Regions from separate parts of the Homo sapiens genome. Here region 2 is linked to region 1. Evidence: chromatin loops called from intact Hi-C (ENCODE). Cell type or tissue: heart left ventricle. All regions are shown on one strand.

Region 1 (8,000 bases):
ATGGCAGGTTAGCTCTCCCATTATTATTTTCAAGATGGTCATTCCAGGAGGCATCTGCTACAGACATGCTTTAGTTCTCACCATAGGTTCTACTGAATAATCAGAATGCATATTCCTCACTTAAATATTGTTTTCATCTGAATGATCCCCAAGATCCTAAGCACATCCCCCAGTGCTGAGAGGAGGAGGCGCGGGCAGAATTTCAGTATTTGTTCTGAGCAACTCTGATGAGAAACTCCCCTCTCCTGCGGCTAAGGTGCTTTCCTGACTGGGAAGATAAGATGATGACTATCCATGAAAGTCTCCTTTCCCTTCTCTGAAACCCCGTGCCCCTCAGAGCGGGCTAAGCAAGGGACTGCCATACCCAGGCTGCCAGAGAATGTAGGCTGAAAGAGGAGGCTAGCTTGACTCAAGACCTTGCTTTGGGCTGTTTTGATACCAGCTGGGTTCCCTACTCTGTTCTTTCTGTTTGCTCCAGATGCCCTCCAGAATCACAATCCAAACTCCTGCCTTAGGGAGTCTTCCAAAAACCCCTTGTCCCTGGAACCCACTGTTAACTCTTTGTGTTCTCCTTCTCTTTCAGTTCACGGCTCAGTGCTGTCCCTGGCCTCCAGTGCCTCCTCCACCTACTCCTCAGTAAGAGCATTAACTTCTCTTCCCCTCTCATCCCCTCCCCTCTACCATCCCATGCTCCCTAGAACCTCCTTGGAGTTGGGTAACTGGGCGGGGGATGGGGGCACTGCTGGCTCTTCACTGTACCCATTGGGGTGGGAATGGGGGAGGCACCTAGAGCTTGTAGCATTCACTTGGGTGCCTCAGGTCCTCAGTGGTCTTTCTGGCCCCACCACCAGCTCCTGAGCAACTCTGGTGATTTTTGTTCCCCTCCTTTGAAAAATGGAGAATCCCCATGTTAGCAAGCCCTTTCTGTGCCATGGTAGATGGGAAGCTTTTATGAAGGTGAGATGAATAGATTTCTAGGACCCGGACTCCAGAACCCTAGAAGTGACCAAGTGTTTATTGTGGGGCACCAGCCACAGCATTTGGCTATTAGGCATTTCTTGATTTGTAGATTTGTTTTGCTCCTAATTCTTTACTCCAAGTTGCTGGCAATAACCGTTAGTTCTCAAACCAACCAAAGTCTCATTTCCTAGCCTTTTTGGCAATGACAAAGTTTGCTGGAGATGAGCTCCAAAGAAATCTTTTATTGAAACCCTAGTATAGATCTGAGCCGAGTCCTGTGAGGAGCCAGGGCCAGGAAACAAGAGTTTCAGCCTCTCTGCACCTCTGAGTCATGCTTCTTCACATTTCCTACCCTGCCACTGGGACCTGACTTCTTCACCTCCATAGTAACTACTTCCTTTCTCTCTCTTTCTCTCCTTCTGTGCTCCCTTCTTCAGGCTGAGGAGAGGATGCAATCTGAGGTAGGGTGGAAAGCCTTTGTCTCTGCTTGTTAACATCACTGCACCTCATTTTCCTTCCAAATCTTATACAGCTTCTGCAGCCAGTAGTTTGTATTTCTCTTCCTTTTACAGCAAATCCGGAAGCTTCGTAGGGAACTGGAATCATCCCAGGAAAAAGTGGCCACCTTGACGTCTCAGCTTTCTGCCAATGTGAGTGCCATGAAGTACGGAAAGATCAAGGCAGTTATTTTGACTATCGTTAGACAAGTTCAGCCAAGGGAGGAAAACTACCTGGTAAGGTATCCCCTGGACTGAGACGTCAAGGGCATGCGTCTTCTTCACAGCTCTATGATAGAAGACGAGGGGATTGTTCTTCCCCTTCTCTGAGCCTCAACTTTTATGAAGAACCATTTTGCTTCTACTCTAATTAATAGGTATGGATGAGTTCATGTCTGATGGGCTGAGCTCCCTAGAGAAAGAGAAGAAGATTGATTACCAGTGGTTCTGCATGGAGGCAGAAACAACCTTGCCATTGGCCATGGACAAAAGCAGTTATGGATTATAATTATAGGGCTCTTAGAGCCTTTCCACTGCCCTGGGGGGTGTTCATGTCTTTGTTCATGCCACGTAACTGTGCAGGCACATGATTGGTCATTAGAATTCTGTCTAGTGACCACGACACTACTGAGAAACCTAACTCCCATTCTGGTCTGACTCCTTCATTCCCAACTGCCTTTTCTGAGCAGTCTCCTTGGGCAGATGGTAGAAACAATCTGAAATTCAGGTTGAGAGCTAGAATTCTTTGTTTCTACTCTCAGTACCTCCATTTAGAACGAGTCTATTTCTTTAGACCTTAGTTTTTCTACCCTGTGACATGGGGAGAAATGAAGCCACCTCCTCTAACCAGGCTGTGGTACTTTCTCCCCTGTGACTGAGTTGCAAACAGAGAACATAAGAGCCATTTTCCCCCAAAGCTGTAAACAACAGCTGAGCCGGATCTGCAGGAGCTTTCCAAGTGTTTGCACAAAAGTAACCATGTCTGCAATTTCCGCAGTAGTTTCTGGTTTTCTCTCTGCCCTTCCTCTCTGGGGAACCCAGCTGTCAGGCCTGGGGTCTATCCGTCGGAATTAGGTAGAAGAATCTCCACCAAGATTCTGAATGTTTCCAACACATTTCAGCAGCAGTTCCCTCACCACACTAGTTATTCTCTCGATTCTCTTTTCCCAAACCCTCAATTCATAAGTTGTACCAGTTTGTTTGAAGCTCATGTTAAGCACTTTTTCCCACTCTTGGGGGACCCATAAGAATTGTAACATAAACAAGAACCATCTTTTCTCTCCCTTGTGCCACACCCACCAAAGCAAATGGCCTGGGTCACGTCCTGCACACCCCAGGAAATTCATGTCTGGGAGATGCTGGGGGGGAGAGGCGCCAGGGAGGCAGAGAACATTATTATGTCTGATTCATTTACACTGCAATCTGTCAGCCACCATGCTGTCAAGGCTGGGCTGAAGCCAAGAAATTGAATTTAGAGGGTGATTTTTCTTAGAACAGGAAGTTCCATTTGGCTAAGAGAGAACAAACTAAACACCCAGACACGGTGGGTTCTGCATCTTAAAGGCAGATTTTTGCCGAGGGTCAGAACCCTGCCCTCAAGCAGGAGATGGGATGCTGGGACTCTAGGAAGGTTCCACAGCTCTCTTCAGGATTCCGTGACTCCAAACCAAACTTTTGTCATGTTCCATGGAACTTCCTAGCCACTAAAGCTGAGGGCACACCCTAGATGTAGGGGCCCAGACCACTTTACCCCTCTCAAATGCTAGCCTTTCTGCAGCACCACTGCTTAGCCCTGAGGTCTTACAGGTACCCTAGTCTGGGGTTGGGATTAAGGGAAGGGTCAATGTAGGGAGAGGAAGTGTAGGGGAGAGCGGGGAGAAAGCCCAGCCAGAGCAAAAGGGTTCCCCTGGATGGGGAAAGGCAGCACAGAAGAGCATACAGGGGTTCTTGGGGCCTCTCATGAGTAGTCTTCCAGGGACTACAAGGAGTCTACAAGCAGACATGCAGGATGTAGAGAAGCAAACCAGAGAAGACCTGAGGTCAAGAAGACAGATGTTGCCTGCACAGTGGGTGAAAGGAAACTGCTCAGGTTGTGACATATTATAATCTCCTCAGAGCCCAGGCCTTGACAGATTTATAGTAAAAGTGCAAGAGGAGGCTCTAACTGGACTAAAGGGATTGCCTCCAGCCCTGGTCCTATGAAGTAGGCTCCAGACATGCGGAGCAGTGGATGAAAACTAGAGTTGACCCAACAGGGAGGGAGAATTGTAAGCCAGTAGGAGCCATGAGAGTGCCGTCGATTTCCTAGAGCTCTGCATGAAGGAGCTGCGCAGAGTATGCCCACTTCTTGCTAGGGTCACCAACTTGCTCAGATAGTCTCACGATGGCTATTTCTCCATCCCCAAGTGCTCCCCTTTCTAGCCCCCGGCCTCATTCCCTTTACCTTGCCTATACATCTTGCAGCCAGTTGGCCAGCTAGAGGTCAAACTATGCCAAACCAAGTGGCCTTAGCTCCTCCACTGAGCACCTTTCCGAACTAGCCTGCCTCTTATCCAGAGAGCCCTTTGGTATCCTTCACTCCTCATGAAACAGACCTGACACCTAGTGGCCAAACGGTGGAATGCCTCTGCAGTTTCCTTCCAGCCTTGCAAACCTGGAGAATCCGGGAACAAGGAGCAGCTGCAAAGCAAGAAAGGGTGAAGCAGTGGAGTAGCAGAGGAGGAAGAAACGCACCAAATAGTTTCTGCCAGGAGATTATTTGGTCCCTTGGGGGCCGGCCCACTCCACAATGCAGGAGTTAAACCAAAATAATAGGAACGACCCCAGAGGCTATGGCCCGCCTACCAAGTTGGCCACACCAAATATCACATAGAGCAGAGGGATAGTCCTACCTCTGGTAGTTGATAGGTTTTAGATCTCAAGTCTCCAGGAGCCTCTGGAAACCTGCCCTACCCTCAACCTGGCTTCATTATTCAAGAAGCTGGTTCCCACCAGAAAATTTCTTTGATTTCCCCTTTGTCTGCTCAGGAAAATCAATATTTTTTTAACCACCAAGAGGTTTGCTGGCATTGGTCAGCTCCGAGATACAGGAAATCAGTTAAAACTATTTCCCATTGTCAGTTATTGCCTTTCCCCCAGCCTTATGCAACTTAGCAATCTCTTTCTGTGTTTGTTTCAGGCTAATCTGGTGGCTGCTTTTGAGCAGAGCCTGGTGAATATGACATCCCGCCTGCGACACCTGGCAGAGACGGCCGAGGAGAAGGTGAGAGGCCTGGGAAAGGGTGGGAGGGGTGGGTGCGGCGAGGGGGTTCTCCTGGACAGAGAGGCCGAAGCTGACCATCTGTTCTTGCTCATGAATGCCAGTTTCTCCCCACCTCACTGTCACCCTGGATTCTCAATCTGCCCCCCAATACAGTGTGAGCATATTCCTTATCCCAATTCCTTGCCCTTCTCTATCAAGTTTTGCAGAATTCCAATGCCTCGCCCATTGCCTGACACATCATAAGGGCTCAGGGCTCCTGCTAATCCCAACTAATGACGCTGTTTTCTTTTTTTGAGATGGAGTTTCGTTCTTGTCACCCAGGCTGGAGTGCACTGGCGCGATCTTGGCTAACTGCAAACTCTGCCTCCCAGGTTCAAGCGATTCTCCTGCTTCAGCCTCCCAAGTAGCTGGGATTACAGGTGCCCGCCACCACGCCCAGCTAATTTTTGTATTTTTAATGGAGACCAGGTGGCCAGGCTGGTCTTGAACTCCTGACCTCAGGTGATCCGCCCACCTCGGCCTCCCAAAGTGCTGGGATTATAGGTGTGAGCCACCGTGCCCAGCCAACGCTATTTTCATTTCTCTCTTAGGACACTGAGCTGCTGGATTTGCGAGAAACCATAGACTTTCTGAAGAAAAAGAACTCTGAGGCCCAGGCAGTCATTCAGGGAGCCCTTAATGCCTCAGAAACCACACCCAAAGGTAGGACATCCAGCCACAGATTGAGAGGGAACAGGGAGCAGGAAAGTAAGAGTATTACAGATTTTTATCTGGGCCCATAGTATTCCAAGTCCTATATCAAGTCTCTAGAAGGTGAGGGCCTTTAGATACCCTTTAGTGTGATGTCTGGACTGGTCAGTGAGGAGTACCAGGGGCATGACCCCAGCTTCCTAGGGCATGAAGGCAAGTAGAGGAGACCTGTAAGCCCCAGGGGTCCTCTCCTTAACCTTTACCTCACGGCCAAAGAGCCATCAAAGACCATCGTTAAAATAGCCCTTTACATTTTTATGCAAATGTGTTGTGTGTCCACACACACACAAACAATCTTATTTGATCCTCACTTTAGTTCTCCAACTACTCTTCCAATGAAACAACCAAAGCTCACATAGGTTATATGGTGCTGAAATGGCAAGTTAGCCTGGACGTTTAGTAACCAGTCAAGCTTTGCTACAGAAGTCAAGATGGATGGGAGTCTGATGCCACAAAATCTGTGATCTCTAACTCCAGTCAGGTCTTCAAGATACCTTGGCAGTCCTCTTACTTGTCCACAGTCAGTTTTCTTTTTTATTCCACTACCAGTGATTCCCAGCTTTCATTGCTTTTTTCAAGCTCCTCATTCCACCACTGATTTGCCTTACTCTGAACATAGCTTTGGCGCCCCCCTTAGTTAAGAAAATGAACATTTTCAAGAGAGAACTCCATTGACTTTTCCCCACTCCATGCGTTTATATTCATCCAATACTTATTTATTTGTCTCCATTTTGTTGGAAGGATTCATCCCTTCTGGCCAAGAGTGACCGCTTATCTAATGTTTTGGGATGCCCTCTTTAGCAACCATACAACCCCCCTTTACCCAACACATGCCCTTTTCTACCTCTCTAATCTCTTATGCTCTATTCATTCCTTCCCTGCTTATAAACCTGCCAAAGGCTCTTGTATGTTAAAGGGGAAAGATGTATCAATCTATGTTCTAACTATAATCTTATTTCTTTGCTTCCTCCAGTCGATCCTACATTTCCACCTCCCTTTCACACCTAACCCCACTATAATTATGCTTCTGTCACCATCATTCTACCAAAAACACTTTCACTGCAGTCACCAGTGACTCCCATTTTTCCAAAATCCAACTTACAATTTTTAGTACTTATTTTCCTTTTTTTTTTTTTTTTTGAGTCGGAGTCTCACTCTGTTGCCCAGGCTGGAGTGCAGTGGCGTGATCTCAGCTTACCACAGCCTCCGCCTCCCAGGTTCAAGCAATTCTCCTGCCTCAGCCTCCTAAGTAGCTGGGACTACAGGCGCATGCCACCATGCCTGGCTAATTTTTGTATTTTTAGTAGAGATGGGGTTTCACCATGTTAGCAAAGTGTTTTTAAGACTCATCCATGTTGTGTCATGTATCCACACTTCATTCCTTTTTGTGGCTGAATAATATTCCATTGTGTGGATATACCACAGTTTGTTTAGCTGTTCATCAGTTGATAGGTAGGCATTGAGTTGTTTTCACTTTTTGCCTATTATGAATAATGCTGCCATAAACATTCATGTACAAGTTTGTGTGTGGACATATGTTTTTTGTTCTCTGGGGTATATACCTAGAAGTGGAATTGCTGGGTCATATGGTAACTCTATGTTTGACTTTTTGAGGAATTGGCAAGCTGTTTTCCAGAGCAGCTACACCATTTTACATTCCTGTCAGCAGCATATGAGGGTGCCGATATCTCCACATTCTTTGTTTTTGTTTTTTTGAGATGGAGTCTCACTCTGTTGGCCAGGCTGGAGTGCAATGGTGCAATCTTGGCTCACTGCAACCTCCGCCTCCCAGGTTCAAGTAATTCTCCTGCCTCAGCCTCCTGAGAAGCTGGGATTACAGGTGCCCGCCACCACACCCAGCTAATTATTTGTTTGCATTTTTAGTAGAGACAGGGTTTCACCATGTTGGCCAGGCTAGTCTCGAACTCCTGACCTGCAGTGATCCGCCCACCTCGGCGTCCCAAAGTGCTGGGATTACAGGCGTGAGCCACACACCCAGCCCTTATAGCTCCACATTCTTGCTAACACTTACTGACCTCTTTTTTGTAATAGCTAGCTTAGTGGGTGTGAGGTGGTATCTCGTTGTGGTTTTGATTTTCATATTCTTAATGGCTAATACCAAGCATCTTTTCATGTGCTTATTTGCTATTTGTATGTCTTTATGGAGAAATGTGTATTCAAATCCTTGGCCCACTTTTAAAATCAGGTTATTTGTCTTTTGTTGTTGAGCTTTAAGAGTTTTTTAATAATTCTGAATATTAGACCCTTATCAGACACATGATTTGAAAAATAGTTTCTCTCATTGTATGGGTTGCTGTTTTGCTTTCTTGAAAATATTCTTTGAAGAACAAAAGTTTTCCATTTTCATGAGGCATCATTTATCTAGTTTTTTCCTTTGGCTACTTGTGCTTTAGGTGCTGTATCTAAGAAATTATTGCCTAATCCAGGGTCATGAAGACTTACTCCTGGAATTCCTTCTAAATTTTTTTTTAGTTTTAGGTCTTTGTTCCATTTTTAGTAAATTTTTGTAC
Region 2 (8,000 bases), 230 kb before region 1:
CATACAGAGTCCCCATCTCTACAAAAAATAAAAATAAAAAAATTAGTCGGGCATGGTGGTGGGTGTCTGTAGTCCCAGCTACTCGGGAGGCTGAGGCAGGAGACTTTCTTGAACCTGGGAGGCAGAGGTTGCAATGAGCTGAGATCGCACCACTGCACTCCAGCCTGGGGGACAGAGGAAGACCCTGTCTCAAAAAAGAAAAAAAAAAAAAGGTCTGGTAAGCAAACCAGTGATTACACCCCAGTTGTAATAGCTCAGGACAGTGGGGGGACAGTGGAGGGACTGTAACCCCTGGAGGGGCAGGAAGGGCCTCTTGGGAGGTGAATTCCTCCTCCTGGGCTTGCAGGAATTAAGTCAGGCAAAGACTGGGTTGGAGGGGAGGGAACTGGGGGGCCTTCCAGGCAAGGGGAGAAAAATACTTGGACTCTTCCCCTCTGCTGTCCTAGCCCCAACCTTAGTCCAACCTGGGCCAGCAGCAGAGGTCTAAGGACCAGCCCTGCCCCCTCCATAGAGGCTTGCCACCAGTCCTTGGGGCCCTCTCTGGAGAAATGCCCCTCTCCTCACCAGCAAAGAGCACCATCCTCCAAATGCCTGTGTGGAAAACGGGTCTCAAGTGACCTCTCAATGGAGAGCCCTAGAAAATCATTAGTGTTCCCCCTGTAAAAACAGGGGCTTAATTCTACGGGCAAATATCTCAGGCAAAAGCTCAGACCAGTAGACTCGTCTCTGGTGCAAAGGAGGAAGATGAGTCAGCCAGGGTCCCGGGAACCCTGACTCCATGATCCTGCCAGACCACAGGGCCCCCACTTAAGGCTTGGAGGGGGCTGAGATGAAAATGATCTACTGTTTCTCTTAGGAAGCCCTAGGGAAGTCCAGTTTGGTGTCAAGTTGAAGATTTCTATGCATTCCCACGGCACCAACTGTGATGGTGAAATGCCACATTTCAGCCCCAATCATTCAGCCAGATTGGATTGCAATTAGTACCTGAGGCAGGAGCCCAATGCCCTCTGAGGTGCCTGGGTGAATTTCAACTTCTGTGCTGCTCCTTTTGTGAAACAATGCAAGAGATTCTGGAAGAAAGACAAAGGGTTGGGGGATGTGCTTGTCCAATGTCCTTCAGCACAGCCCACAGGACAGCCTTCAGACGTGTCCTGAGGCTTGTGTGCCCAATCACACATGCAAGGAATTAGGGGCCTGCCTTAGGGCTTGATTCCAGGACATTTACTCCCCATGGGGAGATCACTTACAAAGCTGCACTGTGGCCCCAGAGGTTCCCCTGGGCTAGTCTTAGAGAGAATTAAAGTCAGAAACCACCCAGCCTCCCCAAAACACTTAACTACCACCTCCAAATTAGCACCGTCCTTGGCTGGTAATCAAATTCTAGGAGATAGTTCCTGATCTTCCCAGTTTTCAGGTGGGTTAACTGAGGACCGGCTTGCCCACACCACTTAGGCTAGATAGAACAAGTAATTAAAGCCCAGAAATAGCTGGCTGAGATCCAGCCTGTTTAATGTAATAATGCTGAGAAATGTCAAACGTGGTTTTGTTCCAATAGGAGTGGAAGGGATGAAGAGAGACAGGAAGAAAGCACTCTATGTAGTTTCTGGAGTTGGCTGTAGAAGGACGAAAGGACTCCTCAGGGGCTGCGGAAAGGAAGCCATCTATGTGCTGGGCGGTGACTGAGCTGTGCATGGAACCCTGCGCAAGGGGCTTGGAGGGGCAGAAAGGAGGAGGCCTGGACTCCAAAAAACAAAAACAGAAACCAGGGATAAGAATAAGGGTGAAACAGAACTGGGTTTCTATCCTGCTGCCTCTTCCTAGCTGTGCGACTTCGTGCATATTATTTATCCCCTCAATGTTTTCGTGCTTTGTAGGAGCCAAGGGAAAGCTTTCCCACCACCCTCTGAAACTTCACTGAAAATAAACTGACGATATGTAGATAAAAGGCAGATAAACTTATTTAACGTGCATAAGCTCATGGGAATCACAGGAGAATGGTCACTCCATAACCCAGTGAGGTCCAGAGGCTTATATACCCTTCTACATAGGGGAAGGGGAAATGCGGGCCATATGGCCATTTTGAAGAGTAGGCAGTGATTTTTCGGGGAAATGAATGAGCCCAGTGCTCAGATAATGGTTAGTAAATCATTCTCTTTGGGAATTGAATGGAACCAAAGAACGAACACTGGTTTGGGACAAAATTTGTCTGGGATCTAGGTGTGGTGTTTTTTGTTTGTTTGTTTTGAGATGGAATCTTGCTCTGTCGCCCAGGCTGGAGTGCAGTGGCACAATCTCGGCTCACTGCAACATCTGCCTCGCGGGTTCAAGCGATTCTCCTGTCTCAGCCTCCTGAGTAGCTGGGATTACAGGCGCACACCACCACGCTGGCTAATTTTTGTATTTTTGGTAGAGACGGGGTCTCACCACGTTGGTCAGGCTGGTCTTGAACTCCTGACCTCGTGATCCACCCGCCTCGGCCTCCCAAAGTGCTGGGATTACAGGCGTGAGCCACCGCGCCCGGCACAGGTGTGGTGTTTAATTTTCAGTCTCTTCCTCTGTGATATGAATTTTAATCTTCTATGGTTAATAAAACTTCAGGGAAGGAATCAAAAGCAATTGTGTTCCTCTTTGGGGTCTGGCTTCTAGGGAGATAAGAGAATTCCAGAGAATAGTCTCATCCTGTGCTTTGAGAAAGATGGATGATTGAGAGGCAGGAGTTGGGGTGGGGGAAGTCAGAGGTACCTTGAGTCTGCTTCTTTAGTTCAGCATGTCAAAAGGCCATATTATGGGGTATCGTTTTCTGAGCCCCAACACCTTCATCTGTAAAATGGGAATAATTTTAACCTAGCTCATTGGATAACCTTGTTCACAAGGATTGAAGGAGATAACGCGTATAACACCTTTAGCATAGCGCCAGGCATATGGAAAGGGGTTGTTGATAGCTCTTGGCCTTCTGGAGCCCGTTTCCCCTCTGTAAATTGGGGGTTATTTATGGTCCTTACGGGCCTGCCGAGAGGCTACCATGAATTGTGGTTATAAAGGGCCTGGCTATGAAATAGATGCTCAATAAATGTTTCCTGCCCTTGAGAAGCTCCCCATCCATTTGGAGAGACCAGAAGCACACCCTTGGAGGATCTGACACTGGAGACTCGCACATAAACCACCAGGAACAGTGCTCTTCCAACAGTTGCTGCTTTTAAGTCTCTTGTAGGTTGGGGGAGGCTGAGGGTCCTTAGAGTTACGACTGGGAGCAGGGTTTTGATGGAGGTGAGAAGCTTTGTCCGAGATGATGGTCGAGGTGCCATGCATGTGGGCAGAGGGCAGCAAAATTGTCCATTGAAGCACTGATCGCTGAAGCTGGAGTGTGAGGAAAGGGAAGGCCTGTTAGCCCAGAGCTGTGGAAGGATTAGCCTCCTTTCTCCTGTGCAGGTTTCATTTAGCAGCCCTTAAGAACAGTGCAGTGTCCATCCACTTCTCTTTGGACAGAACCCCGTGCCATCCGCCAATAGGTGCTTAATAAAGGCGGTGTAGAGGGATTCTGGGAAGGAGGAAGAATCTGGTTCGGCCTTTGTCTGCATGGCCTTGCATCTTCCTGTTGCCGCCACCAGAGGGTGCAGTTGCCCAGCAGAACCCAGCCCGATCCCCACGCCCTCCTCTCCTATGCAGGCAGCTCGCAGCTCTGCATCTTGTGGGCTAAGGAAGCAGGTCCCACAGGCACGTGTCCCCTCCTTCTCAGACTGGAAGAAAGTTGGGGTGAGAGGCTCAGGCTGGGGCAGTCCTGCACTGTGCGGGAAGCCAGGCAGGGTAGGGCGGCCGAGGAAGTTCAGAGGATGGGAAGAGCAGAACCGTATCTGTCTCTCTGTGTTGTGTTTGCCTCTGCCTTGCTGGGTGGTATCAAAAAACTCTCCTATTCTTGATTTAGGTTCCATCTTCTATAAACCACACCCCTCCTCAACAAAAACCAAGATTCTTGCTTTCTCTCATGTAACTTTCATTTTTTTCAGGATGTAAAACCCATTAAGGATCTTGGGTGATAGAGTATGGGACAGGCTAGAATGCTATTTGATGGCAAGAGCAAAAGGTCAATAATTTTTCAGCCTGGCTGCTGCTTCTTATGGAATCTTCTTCCCTTTGGGTTATGGACCCCTTAGCCAGCGCCAGCTTCCCCTCCACCATCAGCATATCCCTCCTGCCAGGCCAGAACAACTTGCCCCATTGAAGATCCCAAACTACTAGTGGTCTAGCCTTGGCCATCCTGGTGTGGTGACCAACAGGCAAGAGCCCAGTGACCCTGCATCCGGGGTGTTTGGGGTGCCAGAGAGAAGCAGAGGAGGAGCTGGAATTGGCAATGGACCCTAGGTTCCTTGCCAGAGCTCTTGCCCCACAGCAGGCCCTGAGAAACAGGATATTTAATGAAATCCTGTCTCCCAGTCCTTCAATGCCCAAGTCACTGTTCCCGTGGAAAGACACTGATGTTTGTACAGATGTGCATCTCTGTTGCTGCGTGGCAGCATTTTTATCTCCTGTCTCTGCAGAGCCCCTTCCCTGGGACTGAGGAGCCACAGAAGGCTTTGGGATCTGTGGATCCTTGCCATGAGCCGAGACCTCCCAGAGCTCCAGCACAATGACGGGAAGGCCAGGCTGCTATTCCAGGCCAGCCCTGGGTGCCACAAAGCAGACAGTGGGCTCAGGGAACATAGTCAGCATTTCCGTTGCATTTGCCACCACCACAGGCTTTCCAGTGGCGTGCAGCAGTCGCTACTCTTTCCACAGGTACCAGGGAGTGTGTTCATCCAGTGACTGGCTTGGGACCAACCTGGGGTGGGGCTTTGATTTCTGAACCTTTTCTCCATGAGACCCCAAGAAGCCCCTGCCTTGACCACAGCTTGCCTCTGTGGTGGGTGGGACCCCTTGCTAGTGGAGGATGGGAGCTCCTTTGTGAGTCCTTCTCTTCATTTTAAAGGGACAGAGTCGGCAGTCCCTCTTGCTGCTGGGACAGTGGGATATTGTCAGTCAATGAAGTAGTCCTAAGTGTAGTAATTTTTAGTGTTGTGAGAATGGTGATTTGCAACAGGAAACAAGAACTAGCTCCCAGCCTAAAGGGTGATGTGGGAAAAGAAGGTAAACGAATCTGCCCCATCACACATGGTGTTACGCAAAAACAGGATGTGGGAGCTGCACAGATCTGAGTTCAAATCCTGATTCTGTTACTTACTTACTTACTAGCTGGGTAACTAACCAGGGTGCTTTAGTTTCCTTGACTGTAAATGAGGTAATTGTGAGAATTAAAGAAGATTAAATCTGTATAGTAGCTGGCATATGCTAGACATTCAATAAAAGTTAGTTTCCTTCACTTCCATTATCCATGTTTCTAGATTTTTCTTCTGAGTCCTTTTTTTCTGGACATTGGAAGCTCCCCACAGATACAGAAGTTTTTCCCTATTAGGCAGTAGGCTTCCTGGGGGCAGGGTTCTGTCTCTTCCATTAGTGTAGGATCTGGTTAAGGACAAGGCTGTGTTTGGCTGTGTTCCCTACTCAGCCTGGGGCCTCCATGAGATTAGGAACTGTGCCTTGCCCATCAGCCTGGGAACTCCCTGCAGGCTGGGGCTCTGTTCCTCCATCAGATCCCCCATGTTCAGGGCCCTTAGGCAGTAAGCTTGGTCACAGCATGAGACTATCAATGGTTGGAACAAAGGCACCCAGTTAGGTTTAGGTTTGAGAATCAACCAAGGAGACCAAGGAGGTTCTGAAGGTATTTTTTATTTATTTATTCCTATTTATTTTTCGGTTTTTTTAGAGACAAGGTCTTGCTCTGTCACCCAGGCTGGAGTGCAGCGGCACCATCATAGCTCACTGCAGCCTTGAACTCCTGGGCTCAGGCGGTTCTCCCACCTTAGCCTCCTAAGTAGCTGAGACTACAGGCACACACCACCTTGCCTGGCTAATTTTTTTTTTTTTTTTTGTAGAGACAGCTGGGTTGGGAAGTCTCACTATGTTGCCTAGGCTGGTCTCGAACTCCTGGGCTCAAGTGATCCTCTGGCCTTTCAGCCCCAAAAGTGCTGGAATTACAGGCATGAGCCACCAAACCCAACCTGAAGGTATTTTTCTAAGGTCAAGTATGCCCCCCGACCTTGGGTCCTAGTTGGTAGAAAGCATTTCCGAAGTGGAGACATCTGGATGGCAGATGTGAAGTTGGCTGGGATGGGCGAAGGTCTGGAAGGCTTCAGATTCCAGGCCCCATGACTCACTCCTCCATCACAGCAACCCCTCAGCAGCTGGGCCTCCTGAGCCCTGGGCAGGACAGGGTTAGTGGGCCAGGCCCAGGTGGGCAGTGGTCCTTTGCCTTGGACACTGTATGGTCTGAAAGGATCCCGGCAGGACTGATCACTTTTGAAACTGCTTTCTGAAAGCTCCAAGCTTCCTTCTGAGTGGAGCTTAAGATATAATATTAAGCAGGTCATTCTAGGACTGTATGAGAGCAGAATGTGGCATCTCTTTCTGTTTTAGCTTGCAGGGTACTTCTAGGCGGTTGGTGCTCTCTCCTGGGCCTGGTGGATGGAAGGGAGCAGGCAGGGAGGGGTGGGGCAGGCCCTGCCTACAGAGCCTGTCAGTAGGGAACCAGTGAGTCACCAGAAGTCCAATACCTCAGTCCAGATCCTGGATGCTGTTGGATCACGGGATCTGTCTGAGCATCAGTTTCCTTTTCTGAAAAGTAGGGATGATAACAGCCTAGGACGGTGGGTGAATCAGTGAGGTAATGCACAGGAACACGCATAGTAAATAGTTTTTGCCAGAGTGGGTGGTTATGAGTATTTAGAGTGGCCTGAGCCTCCCAATTGAAATATCCTGGCCTTTTGTCAAGTCCTAAGAGAGGATGTGTGGGGGAAGCTACAGACTAATGAAGAGGTGACCGGATCGTCAGAGGGTGCAGACATGCTTAGCAAGCTGGTGGTGCGACTCAGGGCTAGCTGCCCCTGGTCACGCTCCCCCTGTGCATCCGCGGCAGCAGGAAACATTTGTCCTCAGGAAACAGCCCCTCGAAGAGCGTCCGGACGCCGGGACCCAGCCTGGATGGCAGAGGGGGCGTTAACTCGTCCCACAGGTGCCACTGACCCAACACGATTTTTTTTCTGGTGTATCTTTCTGGGAGATGTATCTTTCTGGGAGATGTTGGAACTGGGCCCAGAGAAAAGCATACGAGACCACAATCCCCAAGACACTGCTTGGTGGGGTACCCCACATGTCTGCTTCAAGTGCCACAGGTACAGCAAGGAAAGCCTGCAGGATCCCTCCACATCAGAGGTAAGGAAGAACCCAGAATCTGGAATTGGATGCCAGGAGCTTGAGTTCTGGGCCTGATATGACCACCTGGGGGCCCTTTGGCTAACACCCCACTTCTCTGAGCCTCAGTTTTCTCATCAGCAAAATGAGGGCATGGATCCCTATTTCAGTGTGTTATTGTAGGGGTAGAATGAGGTAACATGTGAAAGACCTGCGAAGGCAGAATGCTGTGGCCCTGACAAGCAGAAGCTTTGCAGGCAGGCAGATCTGGTTGGGATCCGATTCTCTTTGGACCGTAAATTCCTGGCCAGAAGTGGTGGCTCACACTTGTAATCCCAACACTTTGTGAGGCCAAGGCAGGAGAATCACATCAGCCAAAGAGTTTGAGATCAGCCTGGGCAACATAGCAAGACCCCCGTCTCTACAAGAAATTTAAAAAATTAGCCAGGCATGGTAGTGTGTCCCTGTAGCCCTAACTACTCAGGAGGCTGGAGTGGGAAGATCTCTTGAGTCCCAGAGGTTGAGGCTGCGGTGAGCCATGCTAGCACCACTGCACTCCAGCCTGGGTGACAGAGCAAGACTGTGTCTCAAAAAAGAAAGAAAGAAGAAAGGAAAGAAGGAGGGAGGGAGGGAGGAAGAAAGGAAGGAAGGAAGGCAGGCAGGCAGGCAGGCAGGCATCCTCGGCCCTGGCACAGGGTCTGGCTCATTGTAGATGGTCA

The links. Hi-C counts contacts between places; a loop is a spot of excess contacts. Peaks named below come from ENCODE experiments on the same cell type or tissue, not always from the same donor. Only the 100,000 strongest peaks of a DNase experiment are listed, where the experiment ranks them.
Region 2: a loop joins it to region 1, with 6 times the contacts of the local background. A loop is called at or near these places in 100 of 110 quality-filtered maps.

The regions. Positions count from the first base shown.
Region 1 is chr1:201,789,157-201,797,156 of GRCh38, forward strand. It overlaps NAV1 (neuron navigator 1), which reads left to right. Exons shown (of 34, transcript NM_001389617.1): 15 at 584-636; 16 at 1,398-1,421; 17 at 1,533-1,610; 18 at 4,636-4,719; 19 at 5,310-5,421. The region is part of intron 2 of IPO9-AS1 (IPO9 antisense RNA 1); the gene reads right to left. Among named protein-coding and RNA genes, the nearest start is that of MIR1231, 15 kb to the right of the region's middle. In heart left ventricle, CTCF peaks have their summits at 4,071 (motif pointing left) and 6,085; DNase peaks (open chromatin) are centred at 2,805 and 4,075; H3K27ac peaks cover 5,027 bases.
Region 2 is chr1:201,556,227-201,564,226 of GRCh38, forward strand. The region is part of intron 1 of NAV1 (neuron navigator 1); the gene reads left to right. Among named protein-coding and RNA genes, the nearest start is that of NAV1, 21 kb to the left of the region's middle. In heart left ventricle, a CTCF peak has its summit at 3,594 (motif pointing right); a DNase peak (open chromatin) is centred at 3,645; H3K4me3 peaks cover 537 bases; H3K27ac peaks cover 1,619 bases.